Linked DNA regions of Mus musculus: region 2 is linked to region 1. The links are chromatin loops, found by intact Hi-C in ENCODE. Cell type or tissue: gastrocnemius. All regions are shown on one strand.

Region 1 (8,000 bases):
AGGGTGAGAATGACTGTGATGGTTCTTACAGTGCAGCCCCTTCTGCAGGTGGGAAAAGGTGTCAAGGTTGCAGGCCTGACTGAAGCAAAAGTCTCCAAAGAAAATCCTATCCCAGCATCCCCAGGGGCACCCAGAAAAAGAAATGACATCTTCAAGGCTTCAAGATGGAGACATCTCAGCTGGGCCCACACATGGGTGTTCTGTGCTGAGGTTTCCTTCCCCAGAGGAAGGTCCAGCTTGGACTATAAATGGTACCACTGAGACAAGATCTCTTGGAGTATTTCTTGGCAGTTTTCTCAAGACTTCTCAACTGTCCTACATTCAAGATAAGCTCAGAACTATTTACAACACATGGAATTTTTAAAACATTAGTTTACTTAAAAAAAAATTTTTTTGAGACAAAATTTCACTATTTAGTCCTGTCCAGCCTGGAGCATATTATGTAAACCAGACTGACCTCAAACTGGAAGAGATCTGCCTCCTCTGCCTCCTGAGTGCTGGGATTAAAGGTGTGTCCCACCAAGCCCATCCATCCCATGTGGGATTTCTGTGTAGCATTAGAGCCAGTGACAAAGAAGGTCACCTCTGACCCCATAACCGGCCATGGGCTGAGCTGTATCTCCCACCCAACCCTCAGCATATGTTTCGATCTTAACCCCACCTCCTCAGAATGACAATTGGACTTCTTTGCAGAAGCAATTAAGACAAAACGAAGTCTTAGGGTGAGCCCAAATCCAATATGGCCTATGCTCTTACACTAGGAAGGAATTGGAACACAGAACCCAGAAGGACACTCTGTTAGGACACAGGAAAAAGACTGTCTTCAAGATTAGCCTACCTGACACCTCGTTACAGAATTCTCCAGAACTATTAGAAAATAAACTTCTGTTGTCTAGATTACTTTATTCACCGCTCTTTCTGAGGGCACTAGTAAGTGGGTGGTCTTCACTCAGGCACTTGGAAAAGCAGAAAAGGCTTCCTGAATGAGGGACACCACTTGCCCTTGGAGACCATCATTAACCCCTTTGAGGGTGAGGTCTCCAAGGGCTCAGGTTCTCCTCTCAAAGATACCTTAACTCTGTCACATTGAAACCCATCTAGACCACAGGTTTTCAACCTGTGGGTTATGATCCCCAAATTGGCAGGTCAAATGATCCTTTCACAGGGGCCACATATCAGATATCTTGGCTATCAGATATTCACATTACAATTCATAACAGTAACAAAATGACAGTTGTGAAGTAGTAACGAAAATAATTTTATAGCTGGGGGTTGCCGTAACGTGAGGAATGATATTAAAGGATCAAGGCATGAGGAAAGTTGAGAACCGCTGCTCTAGATCATGATACTTTGGAGAGCCACACCAGGAGGATGTCAAAGCCTATTTAACTGAGCAGGAGTATTTCCCCCAGATGTACACTGAACCTTTGAGGGGAGAGAAGCATTTGGAGCTTGGCTGTACCTGGGCATCCAGGAATGAATGCTACAGACCTGTGAACTCAGGCCACGTGAGGAAAAGGAGTTTCCTGGATGTATCCCACGGGCAGGTCTGAAGTCCCTAGATTCCAGTCCTCCCCTGCCCTCCATGTAATAAGCCAGGCAGAATTCCTCCAGGGCATTGTGTAGTCTGCAAGCTTTGTCTCGTGGACACAGATGGAACAGCTTGTCACTTGGTCACGGTAAAAGGAATAATTAGCTAACAGCACAGGTAGATTAAACAAACAAAATTGTATGGATCAAACCTTTGTATCTTTCACAATCCTCTCTCACTGTCCGGATCCAATCATTCTCGTGTATTGCCATGACCGAATAGTGAGCTGTTTATTGCTATCCTCTACCTCTACCACCTTTATGTGTTAAATCATCGCTCTGTATGAGAATAACCGGCAGTTATTTTACTGGGTCAACATCTAAGAACACCTTAGTGACCTGATGGCCCACCAGGAAGAGCTATGCATTAGTCATTTCCTGTTGCTAAGCTGAAACCCCACGGCCAAAGAAACTTACAGGAAAGGAGTTTATTTGGGCTTACACTTCCATGGGGCTGAGTCCAACATGGTGGGGAGCATAGCAGCAAGAGGCAAACACAGCAGCAAGAGCAGGAAGCTGGGAGCTCACATCATGAGCCTTAAGCAAGAAGCAGTGAATTGGAAGTGTCCAGAGTTGTTTAGCTCTCAAATCCACCTCTGGTGACATACTTTCTTCAACAAAGACCTACTTCCTAAACCTCCCCAGACAGCACTGCCAGCTAAGGATCGGGTGTTCAAATACAGGACCATATGGGGTACATCCTCATTCAAAGCACCACAAGCAGTACGGGTTGAACCATACTCTCTTCCTCTTTTAGGTATTTTGAAAGTTTTCTTTAATCCCTGTTATAATTGACTTTGTTCTGTTGTGGTTATTGTTATTATTGCTGTTGTTATTATTGTGTGTGTGTGTGTGTGTGTGTGTGTGTATGTGTGTGCGTGCAAGCACACACATGCTCAAGGGCAGGTATACATGAGCCACAGTGTACATCTAGGGGGCAAAGGACATTCCATAGGAGACAGTTCCATCTTTCTATCATGTGGCTTCCAGGGACTAAATTCAGGTGATCAAACTCATGCTACCTATGTGTCTTGCTGACCCGGAAGCCCTCCTACCAAGGAGAAAAGTTCATCTATAACTTTTAGTTAAAGCTGATAATGCAGATGATTTTCTTACAATCGGAATGTCTGCTTATTTTAACACAGGCCCCTTCATAATTCTTCAAAAGAAGTATGTTTGCTGCAATATTTGGGAACTGTACTTAAAAATGATTGCTTATTTAAAATTTGAATTCAGCTGAGCACCCTAGCTTTGATCTGCCATACTCCACATTGTCCCTGTATGGTACTGGCTGCAGGCTTTCGAGGCAGGGATTAGCACTGATTCTTGATCTTCAAATGAGGATACTCTTGCCCAAGAAGTTCACAGGGCTTTGTGCCATGGTGCTATGCTCCTGCTGAGTCTTTTCCTGCATTCTTGGGGGTGATCCCCAAGGTGTGGTAATCTGTTTCTGCTCCAGTGTTAGGGTGTGTTAGGGAAGCCACAACAGAGCACCACAGATGAAGCAGTTTAAACACTAATCATGCATATTCTCAAGGGTTCAGAGGTTGGATGACAGAGATCAGGTGCTGATTCTCCTGTCTCCTGGGCATGTCGGTGGCTGCCATGCTTGTGTCTTCATAACATATTATGATGTGAATTTGTGTCCCAATTTCTGCTTCTGAAAAGGTCGTCAGCTCAGGAACTTTGGGAAGGTCATGAAACACTCGCCCCTCCAGAAGGGGAAGGCTAATTAGCATTTCTCAGACCAAAGGGCTGGGACCGACCTGACCTGTGGGTGGGGACACATTCCACAGGACTGACCATTGCTCACCTTCAGACAAGGAAAGTCCTTGTCACCTCATTCCCTAAAGACCAATCAGTTTAAAGGGTGCACTGTTCCACCAATCATATTGTGCCTAGTTGTTCTCTGTTCTGCCCTTAGAAACCATATAAAAACTGAGCTGGTGCTTGGGGTCGCCGCCTCTCCTTCGGGTCTGGGACGACCCCAGTGCACTGGAACAATAAATTCCTCTTGTTTTTTGCATCGATCCTGTCTTCATGTGGTTCACTCAGGGAGTCTCCAGTAAGCTAAGGCTCCCCAGAGTCTTACAATTCCAGTTGAGCTTACCACATGGCCTAATTTAACCTCCATTACTCCTCTAAACCGTGTCCCCAGTCTAACTAGAGGCAGAGTGAGTTAGGACTTCCCTGAGGCAATCTGGTGGCACATGGGGTGGCCTGTGGCAATTCCCTGTTTCAGTTTCTGTTTCCTCAGGCATCCACCTCACCTTGTTCTCTGTCTGGACTGAGTGTCTGAGGTCCTGAGAACATCCCTTCTTCCAGGATTGGCACCTCCCCCAAGACCTTGGTAGGTCTTAGGACAGCCTGACTCCCTGTGGCCTCCTTCCCAGGGCACAGCTCCAGTTCTGGGTGGAGTTTCCTTGGCAGGGCTCTGGTCACTCTGGACAAATTCTCCAACATTGGTCAACACCCTTCTGGACTTCCAAAATGGATCATTGCCTGGAAACTTCTGTATGCTGCCTCACCCCACCAGGGCTGCCTGATGCAGGCAGCTGTCTGAATCACTCTTGAGACAGTCTATGTTTTTTGAGCCCTGGGCCATGGATGTCAAACCACCTTCCTAGGACTTGCCCAGTATACAGGCAGCCCAGCTCATAACATCTGACGTCTCAGGCCTCCGGATGCTCAGGGCCACCCAGTCTTCTTGACAATTGGCTTTTCTGACTTGGGTTTTACTTATAATCTATTTTGTCTAGACCTTAGTGCATCTAATGACTTGCAATGTGATTTTGATTCATTGTGATTGGCTTCTAGAATCTTCAAATGATTATGGGGACATCATACCATTCACCTAATCTCCTTGCACACTTTTCTTCTTAATGATGTAAAAACACATAAAATTCACCAGCCTGTGATGTATAATATAAGGTTCTCTTAGGATTTTAGTTGCTATAAAGAGACACTGTAATCACTGCATTTAAATGGGGGCTGGCTTACAGTTCAGAGGTTTACTCCATTAGTCCACTGTCGTTGTGGCAGGAAGCACAGTGGCACACAGGCAGACATGGTACTGGAGAGGTAGCTGAGAGTTCTATATTTGGATCTGCAGAGAGCAGGAAGAGAGAGTGACACTGGGGTCTGGCTTGAGCTTCTGAGGCCTCAAAGCTCACCCACAGTGACATACTTCCTCCAACAAGGCCACACCTTCTAGAAGTGCCACTCCCTATGAACCTATGGGGTCCTTTTTCATTCAGACTACCACAGAAGTTATAATTTCCCCTAGTCACCGTTATCACTGAACACCTGAAAGAAGATAGTTCAGAGGTCAAAGCCTTCCATACACCAAAAACAAAAATCAGAATGCAAAACCCAAAACTCTCATCAGTGATTTTTTTTTTTTTTTGGTCAATCATACACTGAAATGATGACAGTTTGGCTTGTTATATGGCATTAAATCAACCATGTGATTAAACCCACTTTGTCTAATTATATTTCCTGTTATTAAATGTGGCTCTGGGCATGTCACGTTGCACATGGGGCTGTCTGTGCTGTGTGCAATCTCCTTCTCTTCCACACTGTGCCCTATATTCGACGTGTCCCTCAGACGCCTATCCAACAATCTAACAAACCCATGAACGTCACTCTTAAAACACATTTTAATAACTGCGAGACAAGACCACAACGGTCGTCTGTGGTACACTTGTGTCTCAGATTGTCTTTTAGAAGTTCAAGCCAATTGTTCTGGATACTTTTCAAAATTATTTATTTTTTTGCCAAGTTCATAAAAACCCTTTTGGCGAATCCTTCTGCACAGCTATACATATTTTCTCCCCTCAACATGACTGCCTCGAGAATGCGGACCTTTTAATTTACTTTCCGCAGTTTTTGAAAATCATTCTTCATAGATAATGCACTGATGCACTGCTATAGGCCCCTGAACTTAGATGCTGTTGGTTTTGACGTCTTCATCTTTTGAGGTTAAACGGTCTGCCGCTAAGCACTGGTGACTGTTGCTGTCTGGGAGGGGTGCTTTGCTGCCCAGCCTACCATGTGCTGATCATTTCACTCTGTTTTCTCTGTCATTGTGAATTGAAGATGGTGACTTCCCAGTCTTAATAAATAATTATGGTGGTAGTGGGCATTACTCCCAAAAATAATTTGCTGTTATTGCTCTTAGGAATTTTTACCCCATTAAACTTGGCAATGCTCCTTCTCCTTGGCTCAGGTCGCCTTCAAGGACACCATTAGCGAGGCATTTTCCCTTCCCAAGTAAAATAAGCAGTCTGGAAGGCAGAATTTCCTCCTGGCTTTCTACAACCCATTCACTATAAAAATAAAACAAAACCATTAGTTTTTCGTTTAGAGACATATTTTCATAGGGTGACATGCCAGACTACAGACAGTCCATGATGCTTTGTAAAATTGTCAGTGGACTGTGCATAGATAGGTTCTGCGTTCCCTGCCCAGAGTCCAAGTTCAAGGGAAAGTGTGGGCTTGGCTTGCTGTCAGGGATAGATCTACAGTTAGGGTTAGGGTTGGAGAAACCTTATTTTAATGTTCTAATGCATTGAACATCCATTTTAAAACTAAAATCTCCGTAAACGTTTTTAAGTTACGGAAATCCTCAGTTAAGAGCTATCTTATGTTTTACATCAGTAGACAAACAAAGAGGCGATTGGCATTCATCTCGGAGGAAATGGCAAGCTCGGAATTTTTATGGAGCATCCAACTGAGGGACTGAGCCAGCAGATAACTGTAGCTCTCACGCAGAGATGGGAATGGAGCTGAGTTGCCATCAGCCAAGACTTCACCGCTCTGAGTCTTCCGAACAGAGGACAGAGCAAGGGCAGAGCACACTGGGAGTTCTGATTCCTGGTCCTGGAGAGACACTCTTAGGTTGTTTTAAGAACCGGGTCAGACAAAAGCGGGAACCAACTGTAGGGTTTCTGGCTTAGTATTGGTTTTCTGGAGTGTGAGATCCATTTCCATGCCAAAATGTGTGCTTAGCACATCTTGTTACAGACACCAAACCCTCCGAACAGGAGAGAGAATTTTTAGACAAACTTTTTCTTAAGGAGATGTCCCTGGAACATCTCATCCAATAAAGTGGTGGGTATTCCTCTACCTGCAATAATTGTCCCCAGGAATTCCTATGGTAGAAAGGATATCTCAGTTGGTCCAGATTCCAAGAAAGCCTTTTGTTTTCTAGCCCTCTGAATTTGCTTTCCCTGCTTTAAGAGCAGTGCCCATCAGACTGGTAGAAAAGGATGGGGAGGGCAGAAAGCTTTCAAGGTCAAGGGCTTTCTGTTTGTGGTATTTGTTGTGATCATTGTGTGGCTCCAGAAAGACCACACCAGGCCAAACAGTTCCACGTGAGGTTTATTGAGAGAGAAGAGGGCAAAGTGGCAGCAGAAAGAGAAGGGGGAGGAGGGAGAAGAGTAAGAGGAGGAGGAGGAGGAGGAGGAGGAGGGGAGAGAGAGAGAGGAGAGAGAGAGAGAGAGAGAGAGATCAGAGGGGCCTTCCTTTATATATGGATGGTGACATAGCCACAGGTAAAGGTGGGAGGTGAGTCAAGTGGTTTCTGGGACTATGGTGACTATTGCCTTGGCAACAGGTATGCGGGTCAAGCTGTCGCCTATGTGATGTCATAGGTTTCGGAGATCCTGATACCAACAGCGTTCCCACTACATCTTTAGGGAAGCAAACACTGAAGATGCCCCCAAATCAGTGGCTCAGTGGGGTTACAAAAAAGCAGGGCTAGGATCCTGGCCAGAGATACCATTCACCCATAGTAGCCTCAAGGCTCAGTCCACAGCTACCTCGACAGCTGAATGTGTTCTTTGAGTAGTCTTGTTTGGAGTGAGACTATCCAAGGAGTCTTGGCTACTTCCAGGCACTTGTGATTCTTCCTCAAGATAAGTAGTCTCAGGCACACTTGAAAACTATGGATTAGACACACATTTCTTGGTTTAAAGGGGGAAACTTCAAACTCTGCTTGTCACAGTGCAAGAGATGGGCTTTCTGTGGTGTGTGTTCAGATGGCGGTGGTACCTGATCAAGCTTAGCTTTGTCCACGGTTCCAGCATAAAGATTACCAGTCCCACAACACATTCTCTGCACCGGGTCCATCTTGGGTGGAGCAGATGGTCTGTTTCCCTTGCTCCATTTTTTTCTCTCCCATTTTGGGTGGTAGAGGGAGTGTGGGAAGACCCTTCTTCTCAACCTCCTCCAGGCCACCAGCTGCAGACCAGGAGCCATTCCCAGAAGTCTGTATTTCCTCACCCATTAAGAGTCGAGCAGCAGTGATCTTTAGAGCAAACGGCCTTCCAAGGCCCAGGGTGGGAACAGTGCTAATTCGCTGTGTCTTCCGCTAAACCCTCTTTAAACAAGTGCAGCCTTCAGCTGAT
Region 2 (8,000 bases), 220 kb after region 1:
CCCCTCAGCACCCTTGGTCTCATGCAGGATTCTCTGCACAAAATGGCACAGGCCTTGGGTAGAAAGTGCTGCCAGTCAGCAGAGCTCCTTGTCCATTGGAGCTAGGTCAGGCACTAGCATCAGTGACAGCTTATTCCAGAGCCCAGTGATCCCACAACACCCTGTGCAAGTCACAAACTCCTGAGGGCCAGTCTCTTCCTTGGATGAGCCAAGCGTTCCTAAGAGAATCTTATCCTCTGAATTTCCCTGGGCTCTTAAAGAAACTACCTCAGCCTCACCTCCTTTCCACCATGGGTGAGACTATTCCTGTAGTAGATGCTACTCACCCATTTCCTCCTGCTCCTTACCAGTGTCAGGGTCAAGGTGTGCCTGTCTTTAGCTGGGCCTGAACTCCTGAGCAATATGGAGAGGAAACCCAGGCATGTGTTCCTCCTTGGAGTGGTGAGTTGAAGCAGGAATTGCTGTCAACAGCCATACACACAACACACATATACTAATACAGATGCACTCATATTTGCACGTGTGCACACTAAACACGTATAGACCCACACGTATGTGGACTTGTGCAGAGAACACACATGGAGTAAACTTTAGCACTGCACACTGACAGCATAGGTCCACTGCCCACACCCCTGTACTTTGAAGGTGACTAAGGGCACCCCATCCTCAAGGCCGGAGGGGTATGCTTGCTTGCCATTACCTGGGTACTACTAGGTCTGTTGAATGAGAAGTCAAATCACCTACACGCTTCCTGCTTTTATTCAGTTCGGTTCATCCTGAAGAAGAGCAAAGCTCCCATACAAGAAACAAACTTCCGAAGTCTAGCCACACCCTGCCCAGCAGGCTGCAAAGGACCTCCGCCCGCTAGCAGGCAGAGTTCGGACTAGTTGCCAAGATCTTCCTCATGCTCCAGCTCATGTGAAAGAGCTAAAATGCCCTGCTGTTGTTTGACCTGCCTTCATGCCGTTAAAAAGAAACTACCAGGAGCATCCTTCGGTTCATCATCTGCACAGCTGGGCCATTTCCATTTCAAACACCAGCTTGGCAGCTGAAAATTTCACCACTCCTCCCTCTCCCATGACACCAGCAGACTGTTCACCCCCTCCATGTCGGAATGTACGTGACTCATCCCAAGATGGCGCCACCATGTTACCGGCAGGCAGATCCTCAGGCTTCGAAGTATGTTTGCGTCTTCTCGCCTAGCCTACTCACCACCAGCAGCTCAGGGTGTGCCATCTGTTGAGCATCTTACACCCTCTGCACTCCAGCCAGAGCAAATTCCAGATGCCTCCTGCTTCCTACTCAGCATAGGTGAGAAGCTGCCCCCCACCCCATCCTCAGCAGCCCAAAGTGTGGCTGCTCCCCCTAGGTCCTGCCCACATCCTCACTCAGCACTGAAGTGGAAATGTAAGGGTTTTTTTGGAAAGTCGGTTGTGTTGGATGGTGTTTTGCTGGGGCAAACATGTAAGGGAGTGTTTTCCTGAAGTGGACACAGGTGAAAGACTAAGGCAGACTTATGAAGGACCATTTCATTGAAGCAGACACAGGTGAAAGGATGTTTTACTAAAGCAAGCACATGAAAGGACACATGATGAAAGATTCTTTGCTAAGGACATTTATGTATTGGCCCACCTTACATTGCGCAGCTGAGCTCCATCTGTTGGAACTCCATAGAGAGAAATGCCAAAAAAAACTTCTGGTACTGTGCTATAGCTACTTGCAGCTTCCGAGGACAGGCTCATTGACAGAGTGATGTCAGCTGAGATAGATGCAGGTGCCGAGTCACGTGCTAGGGAAAGATCCATGGAGAACACATGAAATTTAGAGATAACACGAATAAAACTTGATAGACAGTGACAGAGACTGAGCTTGGCTTACTTGTGGAACTAACTATGCAACAGCTTATGGGGCTCTCGACTTTGCTGATGTTTGCTGAGAGGCACAGCTAAGAACTTCTTCTGATGACCTTCCTAGTCCTTCCTGCTGACTCGTGCCGACACTGAGGCCTGGCTGTCTCTGCTGGGTCATGCCACCATTGCTGAGTCATGTTTACTGTCCCAACTCTACCAAACTGGACTACTGATATATCCATAAAATGTTTACCAGTAGACCGAGCTGCTACTAAATAACCTGTAAACTAAACTGCTGATTTCCAGACAACACAGATGGAAGCTGCTCAAAAAAAACCAAAAAACAAAAACAAAAAACAAACAAACAAAAAAAACAAACTGGCTAACCAGGTCCACTTCCCCTGTATCCTTTCTTTTCCACTACCTCTGGTGGGTGGTGGGCTAAAGGGGGAGTTAAGAACTATCATTTTTTAAAAAATTAAAGTTAGATAGCCCTTTGGAAGTTGGTTGAAATAATCCTGGGAAAGGCAGACAAGCTCTGTGACAGACACCTGGAAGAAGCACCCAGATACAGCCACATACGAGGCAGGGGGAAAGCTCGAGGGGCTCGTGTGTCTACTTGGGGTCATAGAAGAATTTTGCGGGTTTCAATTTTAAGATTTTTCCTACTGGAGCTGGAGAGATAGCTCCAGAGGCCACCCTTCCAAAGGACAAGTTCATTTCCCAGCACCCACACTGTGGCTTACAGCCACCAGCACTCCAGTTCCATGGGATCCAATGCCCCAGTAGCTGCTTTCTATCTTCCCAGGCTGCATCTATCCTGTGGTTCAGCTTCACTCAAGCAAGCTTGGATCCAGAAGCTCAAAGTACCAAAGGGTTGATGGATTCCCAAGGGTTTAATTCCCCAAAACATGAGGGGCCCCATCCCATTGTCATCAGATCCCAGGGCTGAACCTTGGAACCAGCTCTGGCCCTTGCAGCTTTTGCCCTCAGACTTGTAGCTTCTGCCCTTAGACTTGTAGCCTCTGCCCTCAGACTTGTAGTCTCTGCCCTCAGACTTGTGGTTTCTGCCCTCAGACTAGAAACCTCTCTCCTTCACTTCCTTCTTCTTGTCCTTGTCTCTTTCCTCCCTCCCTCCCTCCCTCCCTCCCTCCCTCCCTCCCTCCCTTCCATTCTTTTCTTCCCTTTTATTTGGGGGCAGAGGGGACAAGAGTTTAAGATCTCAAGTTCTCATTCTATAGCCCAGGCTGGCCTAGAACTTTATCTAATTCAAGATAGCCTTCAACTTGTGGCAGTCCTCCTGCTAAAGCCTCCCCAGTGCCAGAATTACAGGCATGGCCCTCTACATCTGACTTCTTTCTGTTTCTAAGTTAGAGTCCTGCATGGCTTTGCAGTTTTAAATTATTAGACAGGATCTTTTCACTGACCTGTCCCCTACTCCTTACCACTGCTTCTGGCTCATTACTCTGGTCCTTGATGGCACAGTGACCATGGTCCTCACATCCTCCCAGTCAGGCCTTGGTCAGTTCCTTTGCTTTGCTCTCCCCTTGGCCAATCCAGCCTCATTTCTGCATGTGGACAAAAGCCTGTGACTCATCCAGGAGCCATGAGCCCTGGTGGGCACAGTAAATTGTTGGAACTCAGGATGGTTACTTGTCACAGCCTGTAGGGCACTCAGGAACCCATCTGGCTGAGAGGTGTGTTATTAATGTAGAGCATTATCATTACAGCAACAACCACGGGGTGTCAACATTCCAGGGTCCGGCCCCCTCAGAGAAAACAGGCCTGAGTTGCTGGCACTCAGCACGGGCCTCTGTGGTGCAGACAAGTGTCCGGGCTGGGGCAGGTGGCATTTGCTTAAGTAAAGCCTTTGCTGACATGTGGGTGGAGGAAAGAGAGCGAGAGATCCGTTTCTCCAGAGCGAAGCTGCTCCGAGTTTCCAGCCCGAAGAGAGGCCCACGTCCACACATCCATGCAAGTGTGAGCCACGTGCCTCGGTGATTAAGGCTGTGGTTTGGGCACCGTGTCAAGAGCTCCCCATGAGACCCCAGCCCTGAAGCAGGATGTTGGAGATTTTTATTGCAGGCAATCCAGTTTCTCGGAGAGCTGGTAATGACAGTCCCCAAGAGCTCATTCATCCCTCCACATGCCTCAGCATAAGCTCTTCCCAGGATCCAGGAGATTCACGCCTGGCTCTGCTCCTCTGTCTCCCTGGCAGGACCCCAATGCCCGCTGACCATGAGGAGCGCCTAAAACCATGCTCCCAGCACAGTGTGAATGTCTGGAGGCCAGGGAATTAACTAGCCCCAGAACAGGAACCAGCAGGAGGCTGGAGACAGAAGTAGCAGAGTGTAGACTCTGAAGGAGTGCTTTATCCTTCATATCCAAAGTAGTATTTCCACATGTGATTAGTATGGACACGAATGATGAGAGAATCATGTGTGATTTTTGTACCGTTAATGCTACTTGTGGTTGACATATTGTGACTATATATTTATAGACCGCAAAGGGCTGTTTCTCCTTATGGGTACCATGCAGTGATGTGGCAACTGCTTTAACACACCCATCACACCTGGCCTAGCACTTGTTGGTGATAGACAATCTGTTTTAATGTTTATGTATCTGTGTGTGCCTGAATCTCTCCGGGTGTGTGCACAGATACGTGTGTGCATGTTCCCGTGGTGGCCAGAAGAGGGCGCTGGCTGTCCTCCTTCATCACTCTGCACCTAGTCCCTTGAGACAAAGTCTCTTTTGGGACCTGGAATTTACATTTTCTTCCAGTGTCTGAAAGACAGAGATCTTGTCTCCATCCCCTCAAAAAGCTGGGTTACAAACAAGTGTTGGATGCCCAGCTGGCCATGCAGGTGTTAGGGGCCAAACACCAGTCCTCGTGACTCTTCAGACAGTGCTTTTAACCACCAAGCTTCTCCCCAGCCCCACTCATGGTTACTGCTATGTTCACATTGTCATGGACATTATCGTGGGCTACAGTCACCATACTGAACAGCAAGCCTCAAAGTAGACCTCTTGCAGACATGGGCCTCTGTCCCTTGAAGTTCTCAGCCCCCTCCCCTCTGATAACATTACCCTCCTCACTAAATGCACGACCTCATCTTTCTGTATAATAGGCTTTTTAGCTATGTTCTAAGGTGAAGGTTAGAATTGGCTGTCCACTTGATCAGAACTGGAATCAACTAGGAGATGTGTGGAGACAGTCACCCCTGGCTGAGACCCACTGGGACAGATGTCTCACTGGGTCACCTTTAATGGAGGTTCCACCCTTTGGTGAGTCCATGAATCTGCTACCTTTCCCTAAACTATCTGCTAGATTCTCTCTGTGGAGCCACTGAAGGCAGAGGGGAGATTTTAAAACAAGAAAGAGCTGGTGTTCTCCTCCAGTGAGTAATTCAAACTTTGACATGGTGAGGATTCAACTATAGAGGGTGCTCACTCCCTTGACATGGAGGGGTGGAGGGAGACCTGTGTACGGGGTTGGACGACCAAAGGACAAGTCCTGTATAATTCCCTTCAGAGCCAAGGCTTGGTGTAGCAGACAGCCGGAAAATAGAAGTCACACAATGTTCTTTCCACCTGCAAAGAATGGCTTCCTCTAAGTGCATCTGGCACAAAGGGGCCAAGATAAAAGAACCAAATGTTTGGATAAAATGCAATGGATAGTTGGTGTCTAGAAGCCCCCATATACATTGTTGGCTAATGCCAAGTAGGTTCTTAAAACTGTGAGAGCCAGCCTTGAGACTGCTCACCCGGGCTGCAACTCAGCCAGAACTGTGGGCTGGCTCAGGGTGTGGCAACATATGGTCTGAGTCTACAGAACATCTGATTCTGGTTCCCAGTGGACACGGTGGGCCTTGGTGATCCATAGGAGGAAGCACCATGCCTTCCACACCCAGTACCCTCTGACATTCTGCTCTTGGGGCCTAGTGAGATGATTCCCCTCCCCCGAAGTCTGTCCAGGGCCTCTCCACACACACCCCCACCCTGTACATTGGTGTTATTTGAGATGGCTGAGGTCACTGATGAGGACTGAACTGGATGCCTCGAAACACACCCTACCTCAGCTCATTCCTCAGGTTTTCCCCCTAGACCTCTCCATGAACACGTAGGATTTGGATCAGTGGGCTATGTGGTCAAGCAGCTTCAACATCCAAGATTCTTAGGGACTTTGATCTGTCCCAAGAATGTGCCTCTCTAGCTCAGTTCCAGGTCAATGACAATGAAGAATTGGAATGGGCTCAGAACCCAACAGAACCTGAGTGGCATGGGCCAGTCTCAGACACAAAGGCAACTGTGCCCAAAGCCTCAAGGCTGGTCACCCATCTGCTCTGCAAAGAATCCTTTCACCCAGTGCCCAGCACCAAATGCTTTACTTTGCCCTAGGTGCTGGGAACACAGTGAGCCCAGGGTCTAGCTTAAACTATGCTCTGTCTAGCCTCTGTCTTATCATGTCTTAGTTAGGGTTTTACTTCTGTGAACAGACACCATGACCAAGGTAACTCTTATAAAGGACAACCCTTTTGGGGCAGCAAACCCTTCATTTGGGGCTGGCTTACAGGTTCTGAGGTTCAGTCCTTTATCATCAAGGTAGAAGCATGGCAGAGTCTAGGCAGGCATGGTGCAGGAGGAGCTGAGAATGCTACATCTTGTTCTGAAGGCAAAAGGAAAAGACTGGCTTCCAGGCAGCTAGGATGAGGGTCTTAAAGCCCACACCCATCAAGATACCCTTTTTCCATCAAGGCCACACTTACTCCAACAAGGCCACACCTTGAAATAGCACCACTCCTTGGGCCAAGCATATTCAAACCATCACACCATCTCATGAGTGGTTGGTTTTGGAGACCTGTTCTAACCACCTGCCAGTTCCCGTGGTGTAAATGCTTCCACTGGGGGGGCAGCTTCAGGTCCTGAGTATGAATCCTGCAAGCTCCCCTAATACCCGTGGATGTAGGGATCAGGGCTCAGCACACACAGGCACCATGGGAGGGATCAGGGCTCAGTACACACAGGCACCATGGGAGGGATCAGGGCTCAGTACACACAGGCACCATGGGAGGGATCAGGGCTCAGTACACACAGGCACCATGGGAGGGATCAGGGCTCAGCACACACAGGCACCATGGGAGGGATCAGGGCTCAGTACACACAGGCACCATGGGAGGGATCAGGGCTCAGTACACACAGGCACCATGGGCACATGCCTGCGTCTGCAGTACTGGTCTTCTTCCATCAAGCCTTATTTACTCTTGTCTCATAAATACTGAAGAGTTAAAAACATTTTTGGCAGGAGACCCAGACAGGCTGGCTCTGAGAAGGCAAGGGGAGACTGAGAACATGTGAGTCTCCTTTTTTCCCTCATTAAGAGGAGGGCTAACTGCAGGACAGGGTGGAGAGCCTGACAGCTCTCCACTGTGAGCCCCCCAAATACATATGGTACCCAGCACCAAATGCCACCAGATGGTTATCTACCAAAGAGGGAACAGCCATTTATTTTTCTTAAAATTTTCTTGACCAGAAAAATGGCCTACCTCATAAAGTCGGGCTAATCTTTATTACAGATCAGAGCTGCTTTTGCCCAGTAATGTTTTATTATGGCTGAATGCTGATGATCTTTAAAAAAAAATAAAATAAAACTTTTTTCTAAAGTTTCCTCTGCTGTGTGAGTTACTTTCTTCATTACTCAACTCACGAAGGAGGGGTTTTTGGTTGGTTGATTGGTTTGATCTGGTTTGGCTTGGTTGGTTTGGTTTTGGCCCACCATTCCAGAGTCTATCATGCTGCAGAGAGCATGGTGTCAGAGGGTGTGGAAGAGAGAGATAAATGCTGGTTCTCAGTCCACTTTCTCCCTCTCCTCCTTCTCTTAAGTCTGGGAGCCCACCACCCCACATCCGGGATTCATCTTCCCCAGACATGCCCAGAGAAGATGTGTCTCCTCGATGACTCCAAATCCAGTCCAGGGGACAATGGAGATGACCCATCTTACCTACCTGCCTTGTCAGATGACTACTTTCTGATGTTTAGCGTTATCTATTATAACAGGAACAGAAAGAAAATAGCTTTACAGCCTGGCTGGAAGCCCGAGTGTGGCTACCAGCCTACCATTCAAAGAATGTTCACTTTGATGAAGTTAGGGCT

The links. Peaks named below come from ENCODE experiments on the same cell type or tissue, not always from the same donor. Only the 100,000 strongest peaks of a DNase experiment are listed, where the experiment ranks them.
Region 2: a loop joins it to region 1, with 1.9 times the contacts of the local background. A loop is called at or near these places in 2 of 42 quality-filtered maps.

What each region holds. Positions count from the first base shown.
Region 1 is chr1:90,493,774-90,501,773 of GRCm38, reverse strand. The region is part of intron 1 of Gm28722 (a long non-coding RNA gene); the gene reads left to right. Among named protein-coding and RNA genes, the nearest start is that of Gm28722, 6.2 kb to the left of the region's middle. In gastrocnemius, CTCF peaks have their summits at 4,052 and 6,499; no DNase peak of the experiment used is centred here; H3K27ac peaks cover 7,861 bases.
Region 2 is chr1:90,269,183-90,277,182 of GRCm38, reverse strand. It overlaps 2700003A03Rik (a long non-coding RNA gene), which reads right to left and starts at 4,311. Exons shown (of 4, transcript XR_003947931.1): 1 at 3,278-4,311; 2 at 1,633-1,789. In gastrocnemius, a CTCF peak has its summit at 4,538 (motif pointing right); DNase peaks (open chromatin) are centred at 3,901 and 4,042; H3K27ac peaks cover 964 bases.